4 separate regions of the Mus musculus genome follow, and all the other regions are linked to region 3. Evidence: chromatin loops called from intact Hi-C (ENCODE). Cell type or tissue: heart. All regions are shown on one strand.

Region 1 (2,500 bases), 98 kb before region 3:
CAGACAAAAAGAATGGTTTTGATAACATTGAAGTTCTGGTTCATTCCTAAATTCTAAGTTGTTCATATTTTTCTGTGGCTGATTCTTTTGGGCCATTTGAAATACCCATTTCATAATTGGCACTTGGTTTGTGTTTGTATTTTTAACTTTATTTTGAGCTTTTTCAACCACAAGTATAAGAACTTTTTTGTCGAGTAACTTTGACTCACACAAGCCACCTTTTCTTTCTCTAGGTGTGAATCCTAGGACCCAGAACAAGGACTCCCTAGAGGACAGTGTTTCTACCTCTCCAGACCCAAGTAAGAAGGGCTGACGGACTAGTGAGAGGGCAGGCGATGGGGACTGTGGACTGTGGAGTAGTGAGGGCAGGAGCAAGCCCTGTGGGAAGACAGTCGTCCAGAAAGCCACGTTCTCTGTCAGGAAGCTGATATGTGAGGGACTCTTGAGTCTCTCTGATGCCAAGTGAGAGAAGTGGGCGGAATGACCTGCTCCAGGATGTGTAATTCAGGACACACGGCAAGGAGTAGACTTCCCCAGAAGACCCTCTCGCCGGGCAGAAGCCAACCTTAGCTCTTAGACCTAATACTAGCTCTGGGAGAAAAATCAGAAAGAAATAACGGCTATAACTAGAGTCCTTCAGATACACTTATAGTTGAAAACATTTGACTAGGTCACATTTGTCTATTAAATAGCTGAGCAGTTAGAGAGAACCTTTACTAGAATACGGGGAACCGTTTACCACTGCACTGCTTTATTCTGTGTGGCTGTGGCTGTGTAGCTCTGGGTCTTTTTGACTCCATTGATGTTTAATGAACTGAATCCTTTTACAATTTTTCATGTCCCTATTGCTCACTTTTTTAAGTCAAAAAATATTTATTTTACACATTTGTGTGGTTGCACACATAAGCCATAGCATATGCACATGGAGGCTAGAAGACACCCATGGGAGCTGGCTCTCTGCTGCTGCTGGGTGGATCCAGGGATCAAGCACAGGTTATCGGCTTCAGTGGAAAGTACCTCATGCCATTGAGCTATCATGCCAGCCCCAAAGCTTGTTCTTTTTTCTCTCTTTTAGTTTTTTTAAAGATTTATTTGTACTGTGTGTATGAGTACACTGTACTTGTCTTCAGACACCAGAAGAGGGCGCCAGGTCTCATTGTGGGTGGTTGTGAGCCACCATGTGGTTGCCAGGAATTGAACTCAGGAACACTAGAAGAGCAGTCAGTGCTCTTAACAGATGAGCCATCTCTCCAGCCTTCTTTTATTCTTTCTTTTTAAAAATTGTTTGTTTTTGTTTTTTGTTTTTTGTTTTTACTATTTTGTTTGTATGGGTGTTTTGTCTGCATGTGTATGTCTGTGTGCCACATGCATGCCTGATGTTTGAGGAGGTGGTGAGCCCCCACATGGGTGCTGAGAATCAAACCCTGGCCCTTTGCAAGAACAAGTGTTCTTCTTAACCACAGAGCCAACTCTCTACCATCCCCCCTTTGTTTGTTTGTTTTAATTTTATTAAGCTTAGTGTGGTAACACAGGGCTTTAATCCCAGCACTTGGGAAGCCTGGTGTAAGTAGGAGTTCCAGGCCAGCTAGGGCTACATAGTAAGATACTGTCTCAAAACAAAACAACAACAACAAAAAAAAACACAGAAAATGTGAAGTTATTTTTAATTATATCATCAAACATATGATTATATTTGGGTTTTAGTAATTATTTTTATTAGTAACCATTTGTATAGTTTCCAGGTTTGTTTTGTTTTTTAAGCTAGGGTTTCTCAGTATAACTGGTTATGAACTTGTATTAACCATCCTGTCTCTGCTTTCCCAGTGCTGGGACTACAGACATATGCTATCATGCCCAGCAGAAATCACTGCTGCGAGACTCAGAAAGGTAGTGAGGGCTGGTGTGTCCAAGACAACATAAAGAGGTAGCTGGCTTTCATTTCTCACTACCTCACAGTGGCTTGACTACGACTCTTCTGGTTTTATCCAGGAAGTAGGGATAAGCACAGCTTCTTATTTGTCATGTGGGGAAGTTGGGGTGCAATTTCTGCTGTTTGGGGGTGTATTTTGAATTTTGAGGTACTAATGACTCTGTGAGCCCTGCATAGAGTTAGGCCTATGCCCAGTGGTGGTCTTCCCCAGGGCCTAAGGCACTCTGTCCCTGTACTTAGCACACACGCCTTTTTCATCCATGGGAGAGTGATGTGAGGCTGACGGAGCCCTGGGGAAATACACTGTGTTGTAAGCTCCTTACTGCTCATACACTGCATTTACAGTGTACACTGTGAAACTGTCCCACTCAGTACTCTTGGGTGTGGAGGGGTTGTTGTTACTGCCCTTGTTTGTTTCCTTTTATAGATTTTATAAAAGTCTGCACTTAAAAGATCTTAAAGGCTGGGCAGTGGTGGGGCAGTGGTGGCACATGCCTTTAATCCCAGCCCTTGGGAGGCAGAGACAGGCGGATTTCTGAGTTCAAGGCCAGCCTGGTCTATAGAGTAAGT
Region 2 (2,500 bases), 120 kb before region 3:
TGCTCAAGTGTTCAGGCTGCCTGGCCCATCCCGGGCTCAGCGCCTCGCCACCTGCAGGTTTTTTTCTCAGATTCTCTAGGGGGTTATATAAAATTGTTTGGTGGCCAAACATGGTGGTGGCATAGGCCTGTAACCTAGCACTCAGGAGGCAAATGTGGAAGGATTTCAAGTTCAAAACCAGCCTCAGTTATATACTGAGATTATATCTCAAGAAAAAAAAAATTAGTAAAGAAAACTGAGGGTTGTGGTGGCACACGCGTTTAATCCCAGCACTTGGGAGGTAGAGGCAGGTGGATCTTCATAAATTTGGGCCAACCTGGCCTACAGAGTTGAGTTCTAGGATAGCCAAGACTACAGAGAAACCCTGTCTCAAAACACTGGAAGGGAGGGAGGGAGGGAGGGAGGGAGAGGGAGAGGGAGAGGGAGAGGGAGAGAGAGAGAGAGAGAGAGAGAGAGAGAGAGCGCGAGAGCGAGCACGAGCACATACACTAACATTGGAAGCATACAGAGATTAGCATGGCCCTGCTCAAGGAAAACATGCAAATTTGTGAAGCGTTCCAGTTTTTTAAATTCCAACACTTTTTTATATTAAAACAGACTATTATAAAACAAAAAGCAAGCCTGAGAGACTTTTATGAACGCAATGTTAAAAATGTTTACATTGGGGCTGGTGAGATGGCTCAGTGGGTAAGAGTACCTGACTGCTCTTCCAAAGGTCCAGTGTTCAAGTCCCAGCAACCACATGGTGGCTCACAACCATCCATAACAAGATCTGACGCCCTCTTCTGGTGTGTCTGAAGACAGCTACAGTGTACTTACATATAATAAAAAAAAAATGTTTACATTGGAGCTAGAGATCTGGCTCAGTGGTTAAGAGCACATGCTCATTCAGGGGACCCAGGTTTAGTTTCTAGCATCCACATGGTGGCTACATAACCATCTAGATTTCGATCTCCAGGTCCTAGGAGACCCAAAGCTGTCTTCTGACCTCCGCAGGCTATAGGCAAACATGTTGGTGCACCTACACACATGCAGGCAGAATGTTTACATACATAAAATAAATCTTATTTTAAAAAAAGATTATTTATATATATTGAGTACACTGTGGCTGTCTTCAGACTCACCAGAAGAGGGCATCAGATCTCATTACAGGTGGTTGTGAGCAACCATGTGGTTTCTGGGAATTGAACTCAGGAGTGCTGGAAGAGCAGTCGGTGCTCTTAATAGGTGAGCCATCTCTCCAGCATCATATATATATATATATATATATATATATATATATATATATATATATATATATATATATATAAACTTCATATGAAGATATGTGTGTGTGTGTATATATATATATATATACATATATATATATATATGTATATATATATATATATATATATATATAATTTTAAAATTAGCCCCAGGAAAGCCATGTTATAGAGATCATGAGAATTCCATTTGCAGCCTCTTGGGTCCACCTCTTTTATTTGTCCTGAAGTATTGTCTCGAAATACAGGAAGATTCTCAGACATATTTTTGGTTTTGTTTGTTTGTGTGTTTGGCTTTTTGAGACAGGGTTTCTCTGTGTAGCCCTAGCTTTCCTAGAACTCTCTGCAGATCAGGCTGGCCTCAAATTCAGAGATTCGCTTGCCTCTGCCCCCAGAGTACTGGGATTAAAGATGTGCACCACCACTGCCACCTGATTCAGCTGGTGCTCTTAACTGAGACATTTTTCCAGCCCCTAAATTTTATTTTCTTAGTAGTCTATTTTTTGCTTAGTTTAGATTTTGCTTTGTTTGCCCATGTTAGGAATTAAACTTAGGGCTTGCAGCATCTGAGTAAATGCATTAGATCTGAGCCGCATCCCAAGCCTCTGTTTTTTCCTTTTGTTTTGAAATGGAGTCTCAGTGAGTTAGCTGTCTAGACTGACTTTGAACTCCCTTCACCTGAATTAAATTTCGCCATGAACTTGTAACTTTTGAGCCTCAGCCTTTGGAGTTGGTAGAATCACAAGTCTATACTAGGATCTTGCTCCATAGCTCAAACCACCCTAGAGTTCTCAGTGTCACTAGGGCAAGCTTCTAACTCATCACATTTATTCTGCCTCACTCTCTAGTTCTGGGATTAAAGGCAGGACTCCAGTGTCCTGCTAATAGTCTTATGCTTATTTTTTTGTGTATAATTTTTTTAATGGGTGTAAGAAACTAGAGGGGAAAAAAGTTTTTTCCCCTCAGAAATGCATGGGCAGTGGTGGCACACGCCTTTAATCCCAGCACTTGTGAGGCAGAGGCAGGCAGATCTCTGAGTGCAGAGCCAGCCTGGTCTACAGAGTGAGTTCCAGGACAGCCAGGGCTACACAGAGAAACTCTGTTTTGAAAAACAAAACAAAAAACTCTAGCTTTTTGTTGACCAAATCACATAAATCCATTTTCTAGAGGTTTTTTGGGGGGTGGGGAGCAGGTGTTGGTGGTGGCGGCTAATGAGACAGAGCTCATTTTGTGTA
Region 3 (2,500 bases):
TAGAATTAGGGCAGGAGAGCAAGGGGTGTGGACAGAGCACAGCAGGCTTGCGGGTGGAGGTGGGGGAGACGACTCACCAGCTGGCTCCCAGGAGAGAGAGAGAGTGTGATTTGGATCCATCCTTCTCATTCCTACAGTGGAGAAAGAGGCTACGCCTGGCCTCTTGTGGCAAAGGGAGTTTGTAGAGAAAGCCTGGAAGCAAGTAGGTTGCATCCATGAAGATAAGACCCGAGTGGGGTGGCGCAGAAAGCCTGGCTCCTTTGCCTACTTGTGGTCCTATGCCTAGCAATACTAATAAACTACGGTGGTTTCCTGTAGCCTCTAGTTATGGCCCCTTAAAAGCTAATACTACCCGAGACTTAGAAGGAGTGAATAACTGTGACCCCACCACACCCCACCACACCCTACTGCACCCTACCACACCCCACCACATACAAGGCTTCCGCAGTCAGGGTTCAACCAAAGAAAACAGTGCCCTCAGAAGACACCTGAGGAAGCGACTGTGGGTCTGAAATCATGAAGTGGAGGTTGGAACTCTCAGGGACCTGAAGATGTTATCCTTAGGCAGATTTTTTTCCTTCTAAATGGAAACCTTAGTTTTGATTTTAAGGCTTTTCCACTAATTTCATCAAGCCCATTCTGTATGTGGAGATTTCCTTCTTTATTTACAGTCAACTGATGAGGGACCATTATCTGATCCTACAAAATACTCTCTCAGAAGAACATGGGCTAAGCCAGGTCTCGGCAGCTTGTGGGATGTCTTTTTTTTGTTGTTGTTGTTGTTTTTTTTTTTTTTTTCGAGACAGGGTTTCTCTGTGTAGCCCTGCCTGTCCTGGCACTCACTTTGTAGACCAGGCTGGCCTTGAACTCAGAAATCCGCCTGCCTCTGCCTCCCGAGTGCTGGGATTAAAGGCGTGCACCACTACGCCCGGCTCTTGTGGGATGTCTTACTGATTCCTTACTGCATGCTCTGATAGAGTTCCACACACAATCCAGATAACACTCAACATGTTCTCTACAGTAGATATTCTTCTTGTCTCTAACTTCACAGAGTCAGCCTCAGGGAGGACATATTATCTGGCTGTGAACATTCACACACTACAACCCCTCCCATTTAGCTTCTCTGCCTCTGCATGTCCCTCTTTCTGATATGGGGACATTCCTGCAACTCTGGACCTCCTTGCCTTGGCTCCATCTGGCCTCCTGGGGTTAGGAAGTAGCTGCTCCAGCCTGGTAGGTACCACTTTCCTAGGCATTTGCTGCCACCTAGTGGGCTCGCTGGTGTTCACCACGCTCCACCGGAAGGCAGGAGCTGAGTTTGCAAGAGAGTTTGAGGGGCAATGATGAACGCCCCATGGAGTGTCCCCTGGCCCCAATTCAGATTTTTGTAGAGTCCTGGGGATGGGAGTGGGGTCCTAGAAGATTTCTTGGAATTTTGGAGATAGTGCATTTAAAAAAAAAAAGATTTATTTATTATTATATGTAAGTACACTGTAGCTGTCTTCAGACACACCAGAAGAGGGAGTCAGATCTCATTACGGATGGTTGTGAGACACCATGTGGCTGCTGGGATTTGAACTCTGGAACTTCAGAAGAGCAGTCGGGTGCTCTTACCCACTGAGCCATCTCACCAGCCCGAGATAGTGCACTTTTGATACGCTATACTTAAGGCGTGTCCAACCTTTTGACAGCGACACCACTTGTCATCCACAAAATTTCCTCCTGAGAACCTCCTAGACTGCTTTAAGCTGGGTGATGCTGGCGTGCAACCTCAATTCCAGTACTCAGGAGGCAAAAGCAGGCAGAGCTCTGAGTTCCAGGGCAGCCAAGGCTACACAGAGAAACCCTGTTTCGAAAACAAACAAACAAACAAACAGATGAACCTTATAGTTTAAGCTAGTGTACGATTTTTGTTGTTGTTGTTGGCCCACATTCTTAATTATTCTCCACAGCCGCATGTGGCTCCAGGGTTGGATACGCCAGTGGGAGTCGTGGGGGGGAGGGGGGTTACAGCCCGGCCCACTTTCAAGGAGGAGAAGAGAACATGAGGCAGTAGGAGGCTCCTTGAGCAACCAACCCCCTCTTCCTGTCCTGCCCACTAGGCACCGCACACTCACAGGGCATGTGCTACCTGGTGTAGCCATGAGGTGGCAGCTTCCAGCCACTTAGGGGCAGGAGGGAATCCTGGGAGAGATGCTTCATCAGCTGAGTTCTGTGCAGTTACAGGACTGGATGGCGGGAGGCACTCGCAGTTAGTGTGCCTGAAGGGGGCTGGAGACCAAAGCTGTCAGTCACTGCAATACCTGCAGCAGTCAAACTGACAGCCAATCAATCCTGCAGTCATTTTAGCCAACCAGGACAGCCAGTCTAGTTAGATTAGTCAGTCTTTGGCCTAGTCGGCAGGTCTGCCAATCTGGTCTGCCATTCTGTTAGCTTCTAGCTGGTCTTATCAGCATATCAGTCAGTCAGGACACCAATGGCCCCATATTTTCTCCATCAG
Region 4 (2,500 bases), 320 kb before region 3:
GTGAGAAGTCTGTCCTTGCAGATGATGGGTGTCAGTGAACGTTGGGATGTGCCTAAGGCAGTGGAGTGGATATCAAAACTAGCTAAATTCAAGCCATTGTGGTTCACAGGCCATGCAACTATTTCTGAGGTAATAAAGCTGCTGCTTCTGCTATCTCAGTCATTTACTATTTATTTGATGTTCTTGAGAGGTCAGAACAATTCCTAAAATTCTCAAAAATTCTCATGGCACAAGTCCCTCATACAAATAAAAGCTGATGTTTGCATGAGTATCTGAGTGTCACACTGAGTATCACACACACAGCACAAATGAACCCATGTGCAGCAGCATCACATAAAGAGCCACACCTGTACCCATGTGCTACAGCAACACATACCAGGCACACCTGAACACATGTACAGCATCATCTAACACCTGGATCACATGTAAAGTGGCATCACACACCAGGCAAACTCCAGGACACATGAACAGCAGCATCACACACCAGGCCCACATGTCCACATGTGCAGCAGCATCACATACCAGGCCCACATGTCCACATGTGCAGCAGCATCACATACCAGGCCCACATGTCCACATGTGCAGCAGAATCACACTCCCGGCACACATGTAAAGTGGCAACACACACTAGGCATACATTTACAGGTTAATAACACACCAGGCACACATGTACACAAGTACAGCAGCATCACACAACAGGCACACATGTAAACATGTGCAACAGCATGACACATCAGGCACACATATTTACATGTGCAGCAGCATCACATACGAGGGACCCATGTTCACATGTACATTGGCATCACACAACAGGCACACATGTACACATGTACACATGTACAGCTGCAGCACACGTCAACAGGCGAGGAGTGGTGACGGGTCGCCCAAGGCTCTTCGGTCAGGACCTGACCCGGTGACGTCACTGGAGTCGCCGGGGGTAACGGTAGTCGCTGCGGGGAAACCGGAGATCAGGTCGCGCTGCTCAGAGGTGGCGACGCGGAGAGGACCAGGAAAACTGGGTTCGGCAAGGAGAGGAACTACGCATGCGGCATGCCCTGTTTGTTTCCGGGCAGCGAACTCAAAACCGGAAATCCTCGTCGTCGCTGACGCTCCGAGTTCTTCCCTAGAAGAACTCACTTCCTGTTGGGAACGGAGGAACTTCCTGTCTGGCGCAGGAAGTTAGTGTTTAAGCATGCTGGGAGTTGTAGTCATTTCCTGCCTCGGGTGTTACTTCCTGTTTGCTACAGGAAGTGACATCACAAAAGCACCGAGGCAAGGTGGGAGTTGTAGGTCCCACCTGTGTAGCTCCAGATACAATCTCCCGGTAACCTACTGTTTTAAAACGCGACCCCGTCACCGGGTCGAAGCCGCTCGACTGCCCGCCCTTCCCTCAGGCTGGCCGGTTGACCGCAGGCAAATCCATATCCTTTGACACCGACCGGAGCGGAGCGTTGGAGTGACAACTTGTCGCCACCGGGTGGCGCGCGAGAGAAACCGTCTCGGGGTTCAACCCAGAGACACCCAGTCTCAGAAAAAAAAAAAATTCAATAAAGAAATAATTCTGAATAAATAAATAAATAAATAAATAAATCTAAACCTTTAAAAATTTAAAAATAAAAAATAGGAGGAGTTGAAGATTTAGCTCAGTGGTAGAGTGCTTGCCTAGCAAGTGCAAGGCCCTGGGTTCGGTCCTCAGCTCTGGGGGGGGGGGGGGGAGACAAAAAAATAGGAAAAAATACCAGCTGAGTCTCGAAAAAAAAAACCAAGACTAAATTAATTAAAGAAATGACTAATGGCTGGGCGTGGTGGCGCACGCCTTTAATCCCAGCGCTCGGGAGGCAGAGGCAGGTGGATTTCTGAGTTCGAGGCCAGCCTGGTCTACAGAGTGAGTTCCAGGACAGCCAGGGCAATACAGAGAAACCCTGTCTCGAAAAAAAGCAAAAAGAAAGAAAGAAAGAAGAAAGAAAGAAAGAAAGAAAGAAAGAAAGAAAGAAAGAAAGAAAGAAAGAAAGAAAGAAAGAAAGAAAAAAGAGAGAGAGAGAGAAAGAGAAAGAAAGAAAGAAAGGAAAGAAAGAAAGGAAAGAAAGAAAGAAAGAGAAAGAAAGAAAGAAAGGAAAGAAAGAAAGGAAAGAAAGAAAGGAAAGAAAGAAAGGAAAGAAAGGAAAGAAAGGAAGAAAGGAAAGAAAGAAAGAAAGGAAAGAAAGGAAAGAAAGAAAGGAAAGAAAGGAAGAAAGAAAGGAAAGAAAGGAAGAAAGGAAGAAAGAAAGAAAGGAAGAAAGAAAGAAAGAAAGGAAAGAAAGAAAGAGAAAGGAAGAAAGAGAAAGGAAGGAAAGAAAGGAAGAAAGGAAAGAAAGAAAGAAAGGAAAGAAAGGAAAGAAAGGAAGAAAGAAAGAAAGGAAAGAAAGGAAGAAAGAAAGAAAGAAAGGAAAGAAAGAGAAAGAAAGAAAGAGAAAGGAAGAAAGAGAAAGGACGAAAGAAAGAAAGAAAGAAAGAAAGAAAG

Evidence for each region. Peaks named below come from ENCODE experiments on the same cell type or tissue, not always from the same donor. Only the 100,000 strongest peaks of a DNase experiment are listed, where the experiment ranks them.
Region 1: it touches region 3 in a loop (3-fold over the local background); 22 of 42 quality-filtered maps call a loop at or near these places.
Region 2: a loop joins it to region 3, with 9 times the contacts of the local background. A loop is called at or near these places in 23 of 42 quality-filtered maps.
Region 4: it touches region 3 in a loop (7-fold over the local background); 11 of 42 quality-filtered maps call a loop at or near these places.

The regions. Positions count from the first base shown.
Region 1 is chr5:32,933,717-32,936,216 of GRCm38, forward strand. It overlaps Depdc5 (DEP domain containing 5), which reads left to right. Exons shown (of 43, transcript NM_001170567.1): 25 at 234-299. Among named protein-coding and RNA genes, the nearest start is that of Depdc5, 71 kb to the left of the region's middle. In heart, a CTCF peak has its summit at 1,139 (motif pointing right); no DNase peak of the experiment used is centred here.
Region 2 is chr5:32,913,164-32,915,663 of GRCm38, forward strand. Depdc5 (DEP domain containing 5) reads left to right here. Exons shown (of 43, transcript NM_001170567.1): 20 at 1-57. It also overlaps the pseudogene Gm24003. Among named protein-coding and RNA genes, the nearest start is that of Depdc5, 51 kb to the left of the region's middle. In heart, a CTCF peak has its summit at 1,087 (motif pointing right); no DNase peak of the experiment used is centred here.
Region 3 is chr5:33,032,167-33,034,666 of GRCm38, forward strand. All of the region lies in intron 2 of Gm29892 (a long non-coding RNA gene), which reads left to right. Among named protein-coding and RNA genes, the nearest start is that of Gm29892, 2.2 kb to the left of the region's middle. In heart, a CTCF peak has its summit at 1,264 (motif pointing left); a DNase peak (open chromatin) is centred at 1,225; H3K4me3 peaks cover 336 bases.
Region 4 is chr5:32,712,923-32,715,422 of GRCm38, forward strand. No RefSeq gene overlaps it. Among named protein-coding and RNA genes, the nearest start is that of Gm52771, 19 kb to the right of the region's middle. In heart, a CTCF peak has its summit at 1,454; DNase peaks (open chromatin) are centred at 489 and 1,189; H3K4me3 peaks cover 1,551 bases; H3K27ac peaks cover 1,389 bases.